6 separate regions of the Homo sapiens genome follow, and all the other regions are linked to region 3. The links are chromatin contacts, found by Hi-C or POLR2A ChIA-PET in ENCODE. All regions are on one chromosome and are shown on one strand. Each heading gives the region's core, a stretch centred on a gene start or an enhancer-like site at or near the end of the contact. The rest is flanking DNA. Distances are from core to core; before and after follow the strand shown. Region 1 holds the start of DPF2 (double PHD fingers 2). Region 2 holds the start of DPP3 (dipeptidyl peptidase 3). Region 3 holds the start of CFL1 (cofilin 1). Region 4 holds the start of ATG2A (autophagy related 2A). Region 5 holds the start of POLA2 (DNA polymerase alpha 2, accessory subunit). Region 6 holds the start of SYVN1 (synoviolin 1).

The links. Hi-C counts contacts between places; a loop is a spot of excess contacts on that map. ChIA-PET counts read pairs that join two places held with the same protein, here RNA polymerase II (POLR2A). Pooled maps may share reads with other maps.
Region 1: a loop to region 3 is called in a pooled map, with 9 times the contacts of the local background. The contact joins the promoter of DPF2 here to the promoter of CFL1 in region 3. A Hi-C loop is called at or near these places in 3 of 50 pooled maps. POLR2A ChIA-PET finds 5 or more read pairs at or near these places in 3 of 52 experiments (CD4-positive, alpha-beta T cell, activated B cell and activated T-cell).
Region 2: a map of gastrocnemius medialis shows a loop between it and region 3 (6-fold over the local background). The contact joins the promoter of DPP3 here to the promoter of CFL1 in region 3. A Hi-C loop is called at or near these places in 2 of 168 maps with a recorded cell type or tissue (gastrocnemius medialis and posterior vena cava) and 8 of 50 pooled maps.
Region 4: a loop to region 3 is called in a pooled map, with 8 times the contacts of the local background. The contact joins the promoter of ATG2A here to the promoter of CFL1 in region 3. A Hi-C loop is called at or near these places in 2 of 168 maps with a recorded cell type or tissue (both CD8-positive, alpha-beta T cell) and 9 of 50 pooled maps.
Region 5: a loop to region 3 is called in a pooled map, with 28 times the contacts of the local background. The contact joins the promoter of POLA2 here to the promoter of CFL1 in region 3. A Hi-C loop is called at or near these places in 10 of 50 pooled maps.
Region 6: a map of gastrocnemius medialis shows a loop between it and region 3 (14-fold over the local background). The contact joins the promoter of SYVN1 here to the promoter of CFL1 in region 3. A Hi-C loop is called at or near these places in 2 of 168 maps with a recorded cell type or tissue (CD4-positive, alpha-beta memory T cell and gastrocnemius medialis), 2 of 37 single-sample maps with no recorded cell type and 10 of 50 pooled maps. POLR2A ChIA-PET finds 5 or more read pairs at or near these places in 5 of 52 experiments (CD4-positive, alpha-beta T cell, MCF 10A, activated CD4-positive, alpha-beta T cell and 2 more).

The regions. Positions count from the first base shown.
Region 1 is chr11:65,332,563-65,335,414 of GRCh38, reverse strand. DPF2 (double PHD fingers 2) reads right to left here and starts at 1,563. Exons shown (of 11, transcript NM_006268.5): 1 at 1,497-1,563. The coding sequence starts at 1,528. RefSeq lists a silencer at 1,122-1,211 and an enhancer at 1,262-1,311.
Region 2 is chr11:66,479,032-66,482,032 of GRCh38, reverse strand. It overlaps DPP3 (dipeptidyl peptidase 3), which reads right to left and starts at 1,599. Exons shown (of 18, transcript NM_130443.4): 1 at 1,568-1,599. It overlaps DPP3-DT (DPP3 divergent transcript), which reads left to right and starts at 1,784. Exons shown (of 4, transcript NR_120586.1): 1 at 1,784-1,994. RefSeq lists enhancers at 1,460-1,629, 2,206-2,773 and a silencer at 1,770-1,819.
Region 3 is chr11:65,856,930-65,860,020 of GRCh38, reverse strand. CFL1 (cofilin 1) reads left to right here and starts at 1,841. Exons shown (of 4, transcript NM_005507.3): 1 at 1,841-1,924. The coding sequence starts at 1,922. It also overlaps a transcript of MUS81 not described here. RefSeq lists enhancers at 66-115, 636-725, 1,286-1,355, 1,746-1,795, 1,729-2,269 and silencers at 386-465, 1,876-2,275.
Region 4 is chr11:64,915,538-64,918,816 of GRCh38, reverse strand. It overlaps ATG2A (autophagy related 2A), which reads left to right and starts at 1,608. Exons shown (of 41, transcript NM_015104.3): 1 at 1,608-1,852. The coding sequence starts at 1,682. It also overlaps a transcript of PPP2R5B not described here. RefSeq lists an enhancer at 1,207-1,336 and a silencer at 1,387-1,696.
Region 5 is chr11:65,260,259-65,263,276 of GRCh38, reverse strand. It overlaps POLA2 (DNA polymerase alpha 2, accessory subunit), which reads right to left and starts at 1,315. Exons shown (of 18, transcript NM_002689.4): 1 at 906-1,315. The coding sequence starts at 984. RefSeq lists enhancers at 404-1,289, 1,046-1,295, 1,290-2,177.
Region 6 is chr11:65,132,907-65,136,015 of GRCh38, reverse strand. SYVN1 (synoviolin 1) reads left to right here and starts at 1,497. Exons shown (of 16, transcript NM_172230.3): 1 at 1,497-1,560; 2 at 2,398-2,546; 3 at 2,764-2,856; 4 at 2,942-3,094. The coding sequence starts at 2,415. RefSeq lists silencers at 818-1,001, 2,718-2,894 and enhancers at 987-1,496, 855-1,758, 2,047-2,116.

The DNA of each region.
Region 1 (2,852 bases), core at 314-2,813, 520 kb after region 3:
CTCCCAAAACCTAGGCAAGTCTGATACTCCCCCAGTACAATGAGAATCTTCCTTTTTATTTTTGGAGAAACCTGTGTAAAACATCCCCTTACAATGGGATGAGGGAAGTCAACAAAGACGCAGGGAAACAAAGAAAGAACATCTGAGTCAGGAAGGATAACTGGATAAATGGTAGATCAACAGTGTCATTTCTAAATTGAGAAAAATGTCAGCCTGAAGAAAGAGCTGGGGAAACTGGAGTGGGCAGATCAGAGAGAAAGACAATAGCGTTGGGAGGAGGGGTGGCTGAAAGAGACAGCAGGATAGAGCAGAAAGCAACTTAAAAAAAAAAAAAACAAACCACAAGAGGAGGAAAGGCACTTAGCTTAATGGAAGTGGGAAAGCATTCTCAAAGAAAAGGCTTCAGGCAGGAGGGAGAAGCAACTTACTCTTTAAAAAGGCTCTTAGGAAGAGTGGGGCTCAGGCCACGACAAAGACAGATGAGAAGCTGTGAGTCCCTTAGAAGAGTTACCGAACCTTTACCTCGTCATCCAGTCAAAATGCAAAAACCCTGACTGGACAGCTAGACACCACTCAATTTTCCCACCCTTGCACCAAGCCCAACATACCCATTAAAAGAAGCTCTATTCGCCCACCATGCATTAACCCAATCTAAAACTCATTCTGATTCTTCTGTAGGAATAAATCAAGTCCCAAAGCATCTTTAACTCACAGGAAGCAGTTCATAGGCCAGCGTCCATGGCCCCAACAGCTATTAACTTTAACTTTGCTTGAAATCTGACCAGCACAATGGTATCGTATAATAGGAAGAATGCCCACCTAGATGCCCCTTTAGGCTAAGCTGTCCTGAACGGCTTCGGTCCAGTTGCAGGTTTTTGATGGCTGCTACTGGACGGGGCCAAGGCCCACTCCCCTGAAGTTCCTTCCCTTCTGGATCCGCTCCTCGATAAATTCTTCCCAAGAATATTTGTAGTCTTAGGTACCTGCCACCCAAGATCCTCCCAAACATCACGGGGCTGCCTGGAACTGAAACAGCCAGCCCCGCAGTGCACTCCGCAGGGGCCGCCGAGCCTGTTGCTGCAGCGAACGGGACGGGACGGGGCGGGGTGGGCGGCGGGCCAGCCGTAGGGCCGCCCGGGCCTCGGCCCCGCTCCTCCGGACTGAGGCGTCTCGGGAGAGGACCGGGACGGTGAGTCTCGCGTGCAGGCAGGGCGCCATGCTCTGGAAACCGTCAGCCCCGAGGAACGCTGAGGCCACACAGCCCCGCAGGGATGCCGCCCGTCGGGGCTCCAGTGTGCCCCCACCAGGGCCTCCACAAGTTTCCAAAGAAGCGCAACGTCTTCTCCGGAGTCTCCTGTTGCCCTCCCCACCAGGAGTCGCAACATGGCTTTCCCGGGGATGTCCCTCTCTCCGCCTAGTCCCTTCCCCCACCGCCCCCTACTCCCAGGCCCTTTACAAAACCTGCCGCCCTAGGAGAGAAAGAAACGACCACTCACAGCTTCACTACATTCTCCACCACAGCCGCCATCTTCCCTGTTCCTCTGCCTCGGGCCGAGAAGCCCCACAGTCCGCAGCGCGCAGGCGCCGGGACCGCACCGGGGTACCAGGTTCCTTGCCCTCTGCGCAGGCGCCGTCCGGGCGCGCGCACTAGAGCGAGCACTGAAGAAAGAGCTTTACGCCTGTTCGCGGGGGCCGGGTAGGAAATGCGTGGACCCCACGGGAGCCCGACGCGCAGGCGCAACCGGAGATTGGCATGCATCCCGGAGCTCCGGTTCGAGGCTTGCCTCTAATATTTAGAGGAGCAGGAGCCGGGGCCGGGCGCGGTGGCTCACGCCTGTAATCCCAGCACTTTGGGAGGCCGAGGCGGGCGGATCACGAGGTCAGGACATGGAGACCATCCTGGCTAACACGGTGAAACCCCGTCTCTACTAAAAATACAAAAAATTAGCCGGGTGTGGTGGCGAGCGCCTGTAGTCCCAGCTACTCGGGAGGCTGAGGCAGGAGAATGGCGTGAACCCGGGAGGCGGAGTTTGCAGTGAGCCGAGATCGCGCCACTGCACTCCAGCCTGGGCGACAGAGCGAGACTCCTTCTCAATAAATAAATAAATAAATAAAGGAAAAAAAGAAAAAGAAAAAAGATTAGCTGGGCATGGTGGTGCATGCCTGTAATCCCAGCTACTAGGGAGGCTGAGGTGGGAGGATCACTTGAGCCCAGGAGTTTGAGGCTCCAGTGAGCCACTGGAGCCACATCACTGCACTCCAGCCTGGGCAACAGAGCGAGGCTCCATCTCAAGAAAAAAAAAAAAAAAAAGGAAAAAAAATATATATACATATATATATACACATATATATATACACATATATACATATATATATATACACATATATATACATATGTATATATATACATATGTATATATATATATATATATATAAATATAATCACTAAAGCTGAAAATACACATACCCTATGACCCAGCAAAGTCCACTCCTGGATATACACACAAGAAAGCTGTACAAGAAGCTGAGTGCAATGCCTCATGCCTGTAATCCCAGCTACTTGAGAGGGTGAGGTGGGAGAATCACTTGAGCCCAGGGGTTCAAGACCAGCCTGGGCAACATAGCAAGATCCTGTCTCTTAAAAAAAAAAAACAAAAAAAAACAGGCCAGGAGCATTGGTTCACGCTTGTAATACCAGCACTTTGGGAGGCCACGGTGGGCGGATCACGAGGTCAGGAGATCGAGACCGTCCTGGCTAACATGGTGAAACCCCATCTCTACTAAAAATACAAAAACAAAATTAGCCGGGCATGGTGGCGGACGCCTGTAATCCCAGCTACTGGAGAGGCTGA
Region 2 (3,001 bases), core at 350-2,849, 620 kb before region 3:
TGAGATGACTCACCCAAGGGGTCACAAAATACACTGGTGGACCATATTTGGTCTGTAGTCCCTAAACCTTAAAGATTGACTCTAAGGTCAGGCATGGTGGCTCACACCTGTAATCCCAGCACTTTGGGAGGCCGAGGTGTGTGGATCACCTGAGGTCAAGAGTTCAAGACCAGCCTGACCAACATGGTGAAACCTCCTTTCTACTAAAAATACAAAAATTAGCCAGGCTTGGTGCCAGGCACCTGTAATCTCAGCTACTGGGAAGGCTGAGGCAGGAGAATCACTTGAACCCAGGAGGTGGAGGCTGCAGTGAGCTGAGACCGCACCATTGCACTCCAGCCTGGGCAACAGAGTGAGACTCCACCTCAAAAAAAAAAAAATTGATTGACTCTAACTACCTAGTATTACAGATGGGGAAACTGAGGTTCAGAGAGGCTAAGAGCCTTGCCTAATCCCACAATGGAGACATCAGCAGCAGAGATCCTCATCTCTAGGCTCCCAGCCCAGGCCCCTCCCTGCTTCCTTGTTCAGTATTATTTTTTTAAGACGGAGTCTCACTTAGTTGCCCAGGCTGGAGTGCAGTGGCATGATCTTGACTCACTGCAACCTCCGCCTCCCGGGTTCAAGCGATTCTCCTGCCTCAGCCTCCAAAGTAGTTGGGACTACAGGCGTGCATCACCATGCCCAGCTAATTTTTTGTATTTTTGATAGAGACGGGGTCTCGCTATTTTGTCCAGGCTGGTCTCGAACTCCTGGCCTCAAGCGATCTGCTTGCCTTGGCCTCCCAAAGTGCTGGGATTACAGGCGTGAGCCACCGCGCCTGGCCTTTGTTCAGAATTCTTTACACTTTCCACTGTGCTCACAAGGATAAAGTGCCAGGCCGCCAGCTGGAAGGCTCAGCCTTTAGCCAGGACTCGGCCCCAGACTCCTAAAAGTCAAGTCCATTGCTTCACTTTTCTGTACCTCCGTTTCCTCCTCTATAAAAGAGAGAATAACCCCAATATTACCAGGTGGGTGCGCTAATCAGATGAAGTCGCCCTGGACGGAAAGTATCCACAGCAATAAATGATTTTGCTTGAAACTGTCCCATTCTCATCCCTCTAAATGCCTTTTCCTTGGCCCTCCATTCTCCTGCTCGCTCCCTGTGCTCCACCAGGGAAGCCACAGAAGTTCACAACCAGAAGAAAGCCCATTTTACAGATAGGGAAACTGAGGCTTGGAAAGGGCAACAATTTACTGAAGGTCTGACAGCCCCGTTGGAACCCGGGGATTCCCCAACCCGGGGCATTCTCCCCGCCACGCCCCGTCCCGGCTGGGACAGAGTGTCCAGCCTCCTCGCCCTGCCCCGGCCTCCAGAAGCCCCGCCCCAATAGCACAGCCTCGAGGTTCGGAAAGGGCTGTTAACTCTTTGCTCCCCGGAGCACTCCTTGGCCTCGAGGGCGGGGTGAATTTGGAGGGGGTACTGGAGAGTGGGCAGAAAGGGAACGATTTTGCGCTCAGTATGGATTCGCCTTGGTCCCCCGGGATGACACGCTTTGACCCCAAAAGCCCAGGCGCCGCGCCTCACCTGCAGCAGCTGCTCCGTTCGCAAACTCACTTCCTGCTTCCGGCTCCCCCATTCATTGGGGCTCTGCGAACCCCGCCCCCCTTGGCCAACTGCCTGGCCTCGGGGTCCGGATGGGCGTCAGTACCAGCCAATAGACGCGCCAAGACGAGCTTCTCGGCTCGCCCGCTCCCGCCCCCAGGCGCTACGGGGTGGCGCGCGGATTGGCCCTGCGGGCTCGGCCTTTTGTCAGCAGGCCGCACACGCGCCGGACCGGGTACCGCTGTGCCCGGCCTGGCCGCGGCCTAGTCCCGGCAGACGGGACTGACGAGGTCACCAAGCCCAGGCCGAGACGGCGCGGGTGTCAGGGACTTGGGAATCCCCCTCCCCCAGTCCCGATCCCGCTTTCCTTTGGGGTTTCACCTCAGAGGACCCGACAGCACTCTTGCAGGTGGGAACCTACACAATAGGAGTAATGTGGCTCCACCTTCCTCTCGGGACTCGGGACCTGGGGGTGGAGACTTGGAAGTTGCAAAGCTCTCGGTGCCGGGAATCGGGGCTACGGTTGAGTGGGATCGGGCCAGGGCTGAGGTGGTCCCACCCGTGTAGGGGCGCGGAGAAACGCCTCGACTGCTTCACTGTACCACCACCCACCCGCCACGGGCCTGGAAGGAGCCGCTAAACATTCCCGAGCCTCAGTTTCCTTAGCACAAACAGGCTGGTAGTTTCCTGGTGCTTGCCAGATGCCTGATGGATGAGAAAGCCTCCTGCGGCCCCGAAAGGGAGTCCAGAGCAGAGGCGGGCCCGCGGTCCACTTTTACAGGTCTGGACGGACTCACGGGACCACGGTCTGGGTGGGGCATGCGGAAGGGCCTAGGCCAAATGGGGAGTAGTGGTGAGGGCCCAGGGTCAGACTGGGGGGTGGAGTGAGGTTGTCTGGGAGTCTTGGCTTTATGAACCGGAAAACCAGGCTAATAATTGAATCCAATCCAAGGGATATTGTAAGTTGTGATGTGTTGACTGCAGTGCCGCTCCCTATAGTTGCGCAGGGTGAGGGGCGTTTGGGTACTGAAATCCCGCACGGTCTCCTTGCTACGCCCGTGTCTAGGCCAGACAGCCTCTGCTTACCATAGACACCAGTTTCTCATCCACAAAGGTGCCCAAGGCCCTGCTTGACACAACAGTGTTACAAGCTGTTAGCTTTGATGATTACTTGTTATATGGGGGAGTTCAACAAGTTGGTCGGTGTCCTTAGGAAAGTCACCCCTCTTCTTTCCTGTGCCTCCGTTTTCATTGTCTTTAAAATGGGTATAAAGTTGGCTGACAGGTGAAGTTGAAATGTGCACAGGTAAGGGAGGTAGTGCTGCCCACTGCCAGCAGGGGGCAGCTCAGGCAAGGAAAAGACCCCAGTGCTCTCAGGACCCCCCAACCAGCTACGTGATCACATTTTTATGATCA
Region 3 (3,091 bases), core at 592-3,091:
GTCGGGGGTCAGAGGCCTAGAGGAAGGAGGACTGTAAGTAAGAGGTGCTTGGGCATCCTGGCAGTTGGGGAGGCCTGAGATGGGCACGCGGTTGGGTTTGGGAGCGGAGGAGCAGGCTGCGGGTTAAGAAGCCCAGACACAGGTAGAGGGGAGAACACTTCGTCATTTTTGTGGCTAATCGGAAGTGGGAGACCCTCAGGGAGGTTGAAGATGGAAACCCTACAAAGGGCTTCAACCTGAGAAGCCTGAAAGACACGTATAGCTGAGTTGGACACAGGCGACCCGCCAGGGTTTGAAGCAGCACCCGGCCTCTAGCTGCTATGCCGGAAGTCGCAACACGCAGGTCTCCAGCCTGCGAGGAAGGGAGAGGTGGGCGCCAGAGCTCCAGTCCCGCCCCTCAGGACTGTGCCTAGCCCACGGCGCAGTAGCCCCAGCCAAGCTAAATTGGACCAATGGGCTCCGGCTCCCGCCTCCCGCCCGCCGCGGCCTTATAAGGAGCCTCAAGCCGGCTGTCGGGCTGGCCCCGCCCCCTCGAGTCTCTTGTCCTAATAAGGACATCTAGGGCATCCCGCGGCTGGGGGCGGGCGAGAGCGCGTCTCCAGGGTAACTGCGAAGCCCCCCTCTCTCTCCCCGTTGCTCTTGGAAACTCTAAGGCTCAGAAAAGGGGGCGCTAGCCTCATATTCATGTAGGGTCGCTCGCGGGAGGCGGGGTCAAGCTGCTGTCTCCACCTGGAGCGCCGGGAGTCCGGGCGGGGGCGGTGCTGTGGAATGTCCCCGACTACAACCCCCGGTATGCTCTGCAAGGTACCCCACTCCCAGGCATCGCTCTCCGTTTACACCCTTAATTCCGTTTATAGGATTAGGGCCCCCAGTTCCCTTTCTGGGTTTGCCTCTGACTTGTTTGCGACCCAGTCTTTTCCTGCAGAGTGTGAGGCTGTGGTCACTGTTCTAGAACAACAAAATCATCCCGGAGTCCCCCGCTCGTTTCTTTTTTTTTTTAAGGCATATACTACCACAGAACTTGTCTCAGTTTTGCGGATGTTAGAATAACCATGTACCTGGCTATCAACTCGAGAGCTGGGTTCAAGTCTGGTTTAATATCTATTTCTTCTCATTGGCACGTAAAGGCATGTAAAGAAGCCTTGAATTGAATGCACAAACCCTCGTCTTTACCCTTTAACGCCTCATGACTTTGCCAAACATCTTTAAACAAGAACAAAGCTCTCAGAGATTTCCTTGTACCTTTCCCCTGTGCCTTTTCCTCCTATTCTTGTTTTACTGACGTTGGACATGGCCTTTTTTCAGGAGACGAGAGTGGCTTTACACATGCAGAGTACTAGTGTTTATCCGACTGACGACGCCTTCATACTTGTGATTTCCTTTGCTTTAGGTCGGGATTCCAGGCTAATCAATAGTTGCTTCGATTCAGAAATGCAAAACCCTAACCTCACTCAAAAATTTCAGGCCAAGGGATCCAGATAATACCAGATGGGTCTTAAGAAAGCCGTTTTGCTGTGGGATAAAGAGCCGCTTAGTCGGGGATCGTTTTCGGGTCATTTTACTGAGCGCCGCCTCGCCGGGCTCAGAGCGGTTCCTGGGAAATTGGACCAATGGGCTCGCGCTGCGCGCTGCGGTGCCGCCCAGGACCTGGGCCTACATTTCCCTACATGCACTGCAGCTCGGAGCCGGCCGGCGGGAAGACTCCGTTACCCAGCGAGCGAGGCGGCGGCGCAGGGCCAGCGGACTCCATTTCCCGTCGGCTCGCGGTGGGAGCGCCGGAAGCCCGCCCCACCCCTCATTGTGCGGCTCCTACTAAACGGAAGGGGCCGGGAGAGGCCGCGTTCAGTCGGGTCCCGGCAGCGGCTGCAGCGCTCTCGTCTTCTGCGGCTCTCGGTGCCCTCTCCTTTTCGTTTCCGGAAACATGGTGAGCGGCAGGCCACGGCGCCTGAGGGAGGCGGCTGCGGGTCGGTCGCCTGCGCGCGGGAAGCGACTGGGGAGCGACGTCCGCACCCCCTCCCCCAGCGCCCCGGGCGGGATGAGGGTCTCGCACGAAGGGGCGGGCGGTGCCGGAATGCGCGTGCGCGCCCGTGGGCGCCGGGGAGGGCCGGTCTGGACGTCGCTCGCGCTCCGCCTGGGCTCCCCTCCCCCACCCGCTGGTGCGCCCGCGCGGACACCGGCCGCGGGGGGAGGGGTTCGGGGCGCGCGCTGGGGCGCCCCTCGCGGAACGGCCGGCGTCGCGCCTTTCTTCTTAGGGGCGCGCTCTCGACTGGAGCATGCGGCGTCCAAACCCGGCCCGGGGGCGGCGAGGAAAAAGCGCGCGAGAGGTCTCGGCGCGCGCGCCCCACCCAAGGCTGTTCCTGTCTGCGCGTCACCCTCCCTCGGCAGCCGGGTCCGTCTCGGGAGCAGGTGGCAGGGATGCCTGCGCCCGGGAGGGGCGGGTGCTGGCGCGGCGAGGGGTGATGCTGGGAAGACGGGGTCCCGGTTGGGGCGTGGGTGCCTGCGATTAAGGCCTTGCACCGCAAGGCTTGGAGGGGGCATCGCAGAGACCGCGGCCCGTTCGGGAGCGCATCTAACGAGCTGCGTTCTCACCCGTGCATCGGGCGAGGGCTGGAACGGCGCTGTCTGTCGGCGCGTGCGCGCACGCTCAGGCCCGGCCGCCGGTGCCGAAGCCCTGGGCCAGCGAGGCCTTCCCGGATGGGCCTGAGTGAGGGTGGAGCCGAGTTTAGGGAAGTGACCCAGGCGGGCACCGCCCGGAAACCACCCCGCCCCCTGTATACGGCCCGAGGGCTGAGAAAACCGAAGGTTATGTAGCTTGCCCAGGCTCCTGCCTGCAGGAGATGGGTCTGATACACCCGTTGTTTTAGGGCGATTCCACAGGGTTAGGGACCTGGAGATGCTGCTGCCTCTCGGATACGCGTTTCTGCATTGGTGAGGGGGCCGGGCCCAGCCGATCTCCTGTCCCCGCCCACTCCGGATGCGGCCGAGTCACGTGGCCGGCTTCTTCTGCAGTTCCGGGGAGTTTGGGGGACCAGATTTACCTTGGATTGCCCCTCCCTCTCCTGGCTCGGGCACCCCGAAGCACGACGCAGAG
Region 4 (3,279 bases), core at 359-2,858, 940 kb after region 3:
TCCCAAGTAAGATTAAAATAGAAACACAGGCTAGGTGGGGTAGCTCACACCTGTAATCCCAGCTACTCAGGAATTCCTTGAACCCAGGAGCCAGAGGTTGCGTGAGAGGAGACTGCACCACTGCACTCCAGCCTGGGCAACAGAGCAAGACTCTGTCTCAAAAAAAATAAATAAAATAGAAACATAGGCCGGGCACGGTGGCTCGTGCCTGTAATCCCAACACTTTGGGAGGCCAAGGCAGGCTGATCACCTAAGGTCAGGAGTTCGAGACCAGCCTGCCCAACACGGTAATTAGCTGGGTGCGGTGGTGCATGCCTGTAATCCCAGCTACTCTGGGAGGCCAAGGCAGCAGAATCATTTGAACCCAGGAGGCAGAGGTTGCAGTGAGCCAAGATTGTGCCACTGCACTCCAGCCTAGGTGACAGAGAGAGTCTGTCTCAAAAAGAAAAGAAAAGAAACATAATTACCTATGGCTGTTCCTGAAGTCGCCCATGATGTAAGAGGTTTTGTGTGGCTGCCCCCTACAGAGCAGCGGTTGGCAAACTTTTTCTGTGAAGGGCCAGAAAATAAATATTTTAGGCTTTGCAGGCCTCTGTCTCAAGTACTGAATTCTGCTCTTGTAGCAAGAAAGCAGCCCGGGGCAGAACTTAAGCAAATGAGCAAGACTGTGTGACACTAAAACGTTATGTATAAACACTGGAATGTGAATTTCATATGATTTTTCACATGCCATGAAAAGTTCATTCTTCTTTTGATTTTTCCCCTAACCATTTAAAAGACATAAAAACCATACTTAGCTCAAAGGCCGTACAAAAACAATGCCCCCCTGCTTAAAGGAGGCAGAATCCATTCTTTGATTTTAGGACTAGAGATATGAAAAGCTATTATTATTTCAGAGAGGTGCCTAAGGCCTGACCGACGGCAGAGAGAAGGGAGGGTCAGTTAATCTCCCTCTGAGCATTCCGGGGTGAGGAGGGGAAAAAAGACCTTCCTTGGTGATGGATTCAGAGCCCTTATTTATTTTTGTTTGTTTTTGAGGCAGGGTCTTTCTCGTATCTTAATCTGTTTTCTTACCTGTAAAGCGGTGGCAATAATCCCTACCTTGAGCGATTATTAAGAGGGCTCAATGAGATAAAGGATGGTAAAAGATTTTGCAAAATGCGAATGTTTACTCACTTAATTGTTTCCACAGATGCGCGCTTAAGATCGCGCACTGAGTTTACTCCTCTGGGGAAGGCTTCTACGAAGTTTGATGGGACACTGTCCCTTTAAATCCTCCCCAACCACTTAAAGTGGTTGGACGAATCAGCACATGCGCATTCCTTTGAGGGGCCGGCACCTGGAGCAACAGCCTTCCCAGAGCCTGTAGAGGGGAGGTTAAAGGTCCTCCCACACAGTACTTTACGCAAGCGTAAATCATGATTGAGAGCCCTATATCATGCAGAGAGCCCAGTCCCTTTTTCGCGCCCGAAGGCTCCGCCCCGCGCAGCCAATCAGTAGGCCTCGCCCTTTGCAATAGCCAATGACAGTGAGCGTAGGGGGCGTGGCTGGGCGTCCGGAGGCGCGGCCTGGCGCCTAGAGAAGCGGCGGGGCGAGCCGGGGGCTCTAGTGAACAGCGGAGCCGGACGGGGATCGCCGGCGGGCGGCAAGCGGAGGCGGCCCAGGCCCGGCGGTCTCCGAGATGTCACGATGGCTGTGGCCATGGTCAAACTGTGTGAAAGAGCGGGTCTGCCGCTACTTGCTGCACCACTACTTAGGTCACTTCTTCCAAGAGCACCTCAGCCTGGACCAGCTCAGCCTCGATCTGTACAAGGGCAGCGTTGCCCTGCGAGACATCCACCTGGAAATCTGGGTGAGGAGCCAGGCCCGAGTCCAGGAAGGTGCGGAGGGTGGGAGCGCAGCGACCTGAGGCTCCCTGCGGCAGGATCGGGCTGGGGGATCAGGCACCGGGCGTAGAGAGGCCAGGGGAATCTTGCCCTCTCCAGGCGTCAGAGGCACCCCGGCTGGCCTCTTCAGTTCCTTACCAGAGCCAGAAACTGAGCGGGAAGGGGTTTCTGTCTCCACGGGAGGAGAAACTGAGGCTGGAGAGGGCAAGATCACCTGTCTGGAGAATGCAAGACAAACTCGTCGAGTTTGGGGGCTGAGTTAAGGAGGTTGGCTCTCGGGCTGAGGAGGGGCTGGGGAGGGAGCGTAGGAACTGAGCTGGGCCAGGGCAGTGACAGACTTGGGCCTGCGCAGCTGGTGGGGGAAGCTGGTAGGGGTCCGGAGCCCTGGCGAGGACACCTGTGGATCATGTGCCCTGACCTCTTGACCCCACGGTCCTGAGCCCGTAGGTGGGATCAACAAACCACCGGATGTGTATGTCAACAACCGCGTCAGTACGTCAGTACCAGTGTTGATCAACACCTCGTGTGCCTGGGTCGCTGCCTACTTCCTGCTTTTGGGAGAGTGGGATGGGCCAAGTGGGTGTCTAGGGAGGGACTGGATGGCCCCCACCTACATCTCCCACCGACCCCCCCGGCTCAGTGTCCCTGCCTGGAGGGAGGCCCTGGAGGAAAGGTGGGGAGATCTGGCTTCAAGCCGGGAGGAGGCCAAGGGAGATGCTAGGGAGGCCAAGAGGTGTAAGGTCAGAGGCTTGAGGCTGGGAACGGTGAGGAGCCCTGACTCACAGCTCAGCTGACCTGGGGAGCTTTGAAGGAGCCACCAATTAGAGGCGCGTCCTGGTCGATCCACCAGGTCCAGAGCAGCAGGGGTGGGCATGGAGGCAGGGACTTCTCAGTTTTGTGGCTGGACTCAGGGGGCTGCTAATCTGGGCAGAAGAGCTAGGCTTTGGGGGTAGGCCAGGCCCTGGTGAGCAAATGTGGGGTAGGATAATCGTGGGCCCTGAACTGGGGGCACCCCCCAGTGGCCTGCTGTCTGTGAATTCTGGTGTAGGAAGCCCTCTCTGACCTCTAACCTTAGCCTCAGCCTCTAAGGCCGTCTCTAGGCTGCCCCTTTTTTATTTTTATAGAGACAGGATTTCGCTATGTTGCCCAGGCTAGCCTTGAACCCCTGAAGGGATCCTCCCACCTCAGCCTCCCAAAGTGCTGAGATTATAGGCATGAACCACCATACCCAGCCCTAGGCTTCCCCTTTTTACTTTCAGCTCCAGAAAACGCCCCTACTCCTGTTCCCTGCCCTCTTGTTGGGGATTGAATTGGCTTCTCTAGGGCCCTGGTGGAATGCAGGCGCTTTCTTGATAACCAGCCCCTCCTCCCTCCCAGCTCAGCCTGCAGGCCC
Region 5 (3,018 bases), core at 66-2,565, 600 kb after region 3:
CTGCACTCCAGCCTGGGTGATAAAACAAGACTGTCAAAAAAAAAAAAAAAAAAAAAGAGAGAGAGAGAAGGCACTGGGCATGAAGACTTGAAGTATTCTGGTTTCTGAAAGGAATTTCTCACCATAAATTAACGTTTCGTTATCTTTTTGTATATAAGAAGTTCAAAGTGTTGAGTGGTTAAGGCAGGTGCACATTCATACCGATTCTAGAACTTCCACATCTCCCAGGCTTTGCTTCAAATGACTCCTTACACTGCTCTACAGCTTGACCAACACGATGGACCCGTATGATGCAGCACGGGACTCCAAGGCAGGACACCTGGCTTCACAGACAGCTCAGGCAATTAGCTTTCCTTGTCTGTTTCTCCATCTGTAAAGCTCCCTAAAGCTCCTTCCACAGCTCAAATTCAATTTTAGGAACCTACCTCAAGGGATTCATATTTGCACAGACCACCAACAGCTATGATAAAATAACTGATGGATCAGCAGAGGTTTAAGGTGTAGGCTGGAAAGGGAGGAGCCAAGAATAAAAAGCTACATTTCAAAACCCCCACATCTGTTGCTTTGTTACCGGGGCTTCAACAATTTCCAAACTCAGGTGCCACCAGTGCCTAGTCTCTATCTAGCACATCCCAATTCCGCCTTTCGGGAACTTCGAGTTGGTTTAAAATCGTGCTGCATATTCCTATTTTTGATTTGGCATCCAAGCGGTACCCGGTGGGCATTTCAAAGTCCCCACATCCTAAATCTCAAAACTCAAGTTTGATTCTTCATCTCACAGCCACCGAGAACTCTGCTCCAGGGGAAGTGGAAATTGGAAGCGCTCCACTTTCGGTTCTAGGCGCCGAGGAACTCGGGCGAGAGCGTGGAGCACGGCTGCAGGGCGGGAGGGGTGCGGGACTCACATTTCTCAATTAGAGCCTCCTCGCAGTCTAGGCCGAAGATCTGCAGCTCCTCCGCCAGCTGCTGGGCGGATGCGGACATGGTCGCCCAAGCCAGGGGCCGGGGAGCCGGCCCACCCAGCTCCGACCTGCGCCCAAGAAGCCCACGGGGGTGGCGAGCGATGAGCTCCTCGCCCTCTTATCCTTCCCCCCTCCGCGGACCGTGACAGGAGGTGACTGGCCCAAGCAAGACCTCAGACCGTCAGAAGGCCCCGGCCGTCGGTCACAGAGAAATACTTTTTTTAAAAAATGAAGGGGTGGCTCCCAAACGCCCTGAATGGAGGGAGCAGAAATCTCGAGAGGACGCTCTCCTGGTGAGAACGTCCTGCTTCCCAAAAGCTACCGCTGAGCTTCTCAGTGACGGTGGCAGAACTGAGTGGCCGGAAAAACCCGCCAAATGGTTTGTGCAGTGCACGCATGCGCGAAACCGGGAGCCAACCCCAAACCTTCCCCTTGCTTTCCCCGGCTCATTCCGGAACCCCACGCGCGCACGCGCGGCCCAGGGCGCGTGCGCATCAGCGGGCGTGTGGGCGTCTCTACGCACGCGCCTGGCGGCCCGCCAGTCAGCAGCTGCGCAGTTCTCTCTCACGGCGCGAGAATGCCGGTTGTGACTCGCAACGCCCGGGAGTTGCCTACAAGGAAACTGAGTCTGTGTGCGGATGCCTGTTTTCTGGGCATCGGCTGCTCGATAAAACTCAGTGGCGCATGTTTGTCACCCTTTTGCCCTGTTCCGTGGTGCGCAGGCGTTGTCGTGCGCGTGCCTTCGACTATCTAAAACTTACTGTACCCCCTTCTCCATTCCCCTTGTCATCTCTGCCTGTTGTGCCCTTGGTTCATCCTAAAAGAATGGCTTCAGTAGGGAATCTGGTTGCCATGGTTATTATCGTGCTTATCACCGTGGTGCCAGCCACAGTGATGGGTATGTTTTCTGAATCTGGGGCATTTGGGGGGATATGAGGTGGGAAGGTGACGGATAATTTAGTTTTGGACACGTTAAGTTTGAGTGCCTCTGGGATTTCCAGGTAGAGATTCCCAGTGGGTGACTGGAGGCTTGGGAGTGAAGGTAGGTCACTCAAGGATAGAGTTTAGGGGTAAGATGAGAAGAGGGTTCTCCCCTTGAAATACACCGTAATTCTTTGAGCCAAAAATCTCAACCGTAGGCGTCATACAATGCTGGTGGGATGGTATAGAGCGTTTCGAGAAAACAATTTAGCAATATGTATCAGGAACCTTTAAAATGTCCATCCCAGGCCAGGTGCGGTCACTCACGCCTGTAATCCCAGCATTTGGGAGGCCGAGGCAGGCGGATCACTTTGTAGCAGGACGAGCCACAGACAAAACTCCTCAGACACCCGAGTTAAAGAAGGAAGGGGTTTATTCGGCTGGGGTCATCGGCAAGACTCCTGTCTCACCAGCCGAGCTCCCCGAATGAGCAATTCCTGTCCCTTTTAAGGGCTCACAACTCTAAGGGGGTGCGCCTGAGAGGGTCGTGATCAATTGAACAAGCAGGGGGTACGTGACTGGGGGCTGCATGCACCAGTAATTAGATCAGAACAAAACAGGATAGGGATTTTCACAGTGCTTTTCTATACAGTGTCTGTAATCTATAGATAACATAACTGATTAGGTCAGGGGTCCATCTTTACCAAGCCTAGGGTGTGAGGCCGGGCTGTCTGCTTGTGGATTTCATTTCTGCCTTTTAGTTTTACTTTTTCTTTCTTTGGAGGCAGAAATTGGGCGTAAGACAATATGAGGGGTGGTCTCCTCCCTTAACTTGAGCCCAGGAGTTCAAGATCGGCCTGGGCAACGTGGCGAAACCCCTTCTCTACAAAAAATTAGCGGGCGGTGGTGGCGGGTTCTTGTGATCTCAGCCACTCTGGGGGCTGAGGCTGGAGGAGCGCTTGAGTTCGGGAGGTCGAGGCTGAAGTGAGTCATGATCGCCTCACTGCACTCCAGCCTGGGCGACAGAGCAAGATCGTGTCTCAAAAAGCAAACAAAGGCCGGGTGCGGTGGCTCACGCCTGTAATCCCAGCACTTTGGGAGGTCGAGGCGGGAGGATCACGAGGTCAGGAGATCG
Region 6 (3,109 bases), core at 248-2,747, 720 kb after region 3:
AAAGTTACAGATAGGCAAGGTGTTGTGGCTCACGCCTGTAATCCCAACACCTTGTGGGGCTGAGGTGGGAGGATCGCTTGAGCCCGGGAGGTCGAGGCTGCAATGAGCCCTGATGGCGCCAATGCACTCCAGCCTGGGCGACAGAGCAAGACCCTGTCGCAAAAATTAATAAATAAATAAATAAAAAGAAAAGGGGGAAAAAAAGTTATACGTGGCCTTACGGGGAAGCCAACTCTGACTGGTTATAAGCTGAAACTGTCAAGTCAACAGGTGGCAGGGAAGATGGCTGAGACCAACAGCACAGAGATTTAGAGGCAGACAGACCTGGCGCCAATCCTAGGACAGGTTTTGGTAAGCCTTTGAATTTCAATTGCCCCACGTTTCGGGGGAGGGGGTAGCACCCCCTAGCTCATAAACCTTAGTGATTGATGATTAAATGAGATGACGGAGGAAAACGCAAGGCACAAAGTGGATGCATTAGCTCCATTTTGTTAATCAGCAGGCTTAGTTGGCTGCGACCCAGACACGAACTAAAATACAGTGCAGCCCAGGACCAGTGGGGGTCTTGCTTATGGCTCAGAGCTGAACAACACATGGGCAGCAAAATCAGACACTGAGATGCGGGCAGGCCTGCGACGCTGAAGTCAATTCCTTTGAACAAACAGAACACTTCCGTCCCAAGATTAGCAGGAATTAATCTCCCAGTCTCGGGTACACCTGGTTGTCCCTCCCTGTCCTGGCGCGGCAAACGTTCCCGGAGGCCAGCCAGGGATCACTCGCCCAAGGACTGAGCTTTCCCTACTCTCAGCCAACTGGAGCGGGACCAGGGCCTAGGCAACGCAGCTGTCCGCCCCTAACAACCACTCACCTGCTTTCCCCTTTCTATAGGCCAGCAAAGGTACATTCTTTTTCTTATTGGGCCGCGTAACTTATCGCAACCAATCAGTGGCAGCCACGGGACCCAACTCACTCCCACACAACTTGTGGGGGTGATCATGGAGAAGACAAATTTTTGTTTTCCGCATCCAGTTCTCTCAGAGAGCACCGTATTTGTCAAACTGTTGTGACTCTCCCTAAATGTTTAAGAAAACATTTCATTCCCCTCAGGCTTGTATAGTCTGTCCCTGGCCTACTCCCCGCTCCAGGTGGTACAGCCCGCAAGCGGCTCCCCTTCCCAGCTGCTCGCGGGGCCGAGTCCCCCAGTCCGAGGAGGCCACTCAGCGCAGGAGCCATACCATCTGTGACTAATAAATAATAGGGGGACCTCCGACTCCCCCCTGTTGCCTTATTACCTTCCGACCACCTCTCGGACCTCTTGCCCAGCCCTTCCCCGTAGACATCACCCCAGATACGGTGGTGACACCATTGCTATGGGCCCACGTAGGGCGCAGTGCGAGCCAGGGCAGGACGCACTTGGTACGACCCACGCCGCGCCCCGCGCCGCCGGAAGTGAGGTGTCTGACCCCCGAAGTTCCGGTTCGCAGGGGGTGGGGAGTGTTGTTAACCGGAGGGGCAGCCGCAGTCGCGCGGATTGAGCGGGCTCGCGGCGCTGGGTTCCTGGTGAGTGGGGCGAAGTCTGGCCCGAGTTGTGGTTGGGGTCGGGACCCGAACCTTCCCCTTGAGGTCTCCGGAGTCGGCACGCCCCTCAGCCCCGCCGCACGCTTTCGGCCTGTCAGCTGGCCGGAGACCTCAGACGCCGGTGCGGCCGCTTTGCTCAAGCCTGGGCCCTGCCTGCGACGCCCGCAACTCCTGGTGCTCACAGGTGCGCGGCCGCGAGGGCGACCCGGCTCCTCCCGTCCCGCTGCTGCTCTCTCCCGTCCCGCTGTTTTTGTGGTGCTCTGAGTTGACACTACTCCGGGGGTCGGGGGACCCCAGGATTCCAGGCTGACGTTCCCCGCCCGCTCCCGCAGGGCGGGCGTCCGAACTGCCCACCCTAACACAGCTGTCACCGGCGCTGTCGCCTGCCCAGCCTGCTATCCTCTGTGCCTTGGCTGCTCTCAGCCCTGGCTGCGCATTCCCGCCCCTGGAGCAGATTTCTGCTGTTGCCTCCCACCCCATCTTCTCCACCGGAGGGTCAGCGGTGCAGCTCCCCCTCCTCCAACATTGCAGCTTTTCCTCATCACCTCCCTAGAGGAGGCGGCTTGGCAGGCAGCGTGGAAAGAGCCCTAGATTTGAAGCAAGACTGACCCAGGTTCCAGGCCTTGCGTCAGTGTGATCACTTAACCCCTTCGAGTCTAATTTGTAAAATGGGGTAGCGTAAGCTATTCTTTGTCTGATGATTTCGAGGGCGAAATGTGATTTCCCCCCCACTTTCTCCTATGAATTGAGGCTGTGCCAGGCACCGGGCTATTTTGCACAGCACGAGCATCACATAAGTTATTTTCTTGCCCCATGCAGGTCTCCGGGCCAGGGCAATGTTCCGCACGGCAGTGATGATGGCGGCCAGCCTGGCGCTGACCGGGGCTGTGGTGGCTCACGCCTACTACCTCAAACACCAGTTCTACCCCACTGTGGTGTACCTGACCAAGTCCAGCCCCAGCATGGCAGTGAGTTCAGGGCTCAGGGAGGGAGGAACTCCCTGGGAGGGAAGGAGGAGTCTGCCTGGGCAAGGGGCGGGGCTAGAGGTCAGGTAAGTAGGGAAGTAGCCGCCAGCTGCCTAACTTTGAATAAACTGTGATGAGGATGTGGAGGATCCTGCATGATGAGTCCCAAGGAGAGGAAAGCAGAAAGTGACCTCAAACCACAGCCTCTCCCCACTCCTAGGTCCTGTACATCCAGGCCTTTGTCCTTGTCTTCCTTCTGGGCAAGGTGATGGGCAAGGTGTTCTTTGGGCAACTGAGGGCAGCAGAGATGGAGGTAAGATGTCGGCTGCCCCAAAGGTGAGGGCAGGGTGCTGGGAAAGAATGTTTGGTATCCACATTATTCCCTGCCTGGCCCCCAGCACCTTCTGGAACGTTCCTGGTACGCCGTCACAGAGACTTGTCTGGCCTTCACCGTTTTTCGGGATGACTTCAGCCCCCGCTTTGTTGCACTCTTCACTCTTCTTCTCTTCCTCAAATGTTTCCACTGGCTGGCTGAGGACCGTGTGGACTTTGTGAGTCAAGGCAGG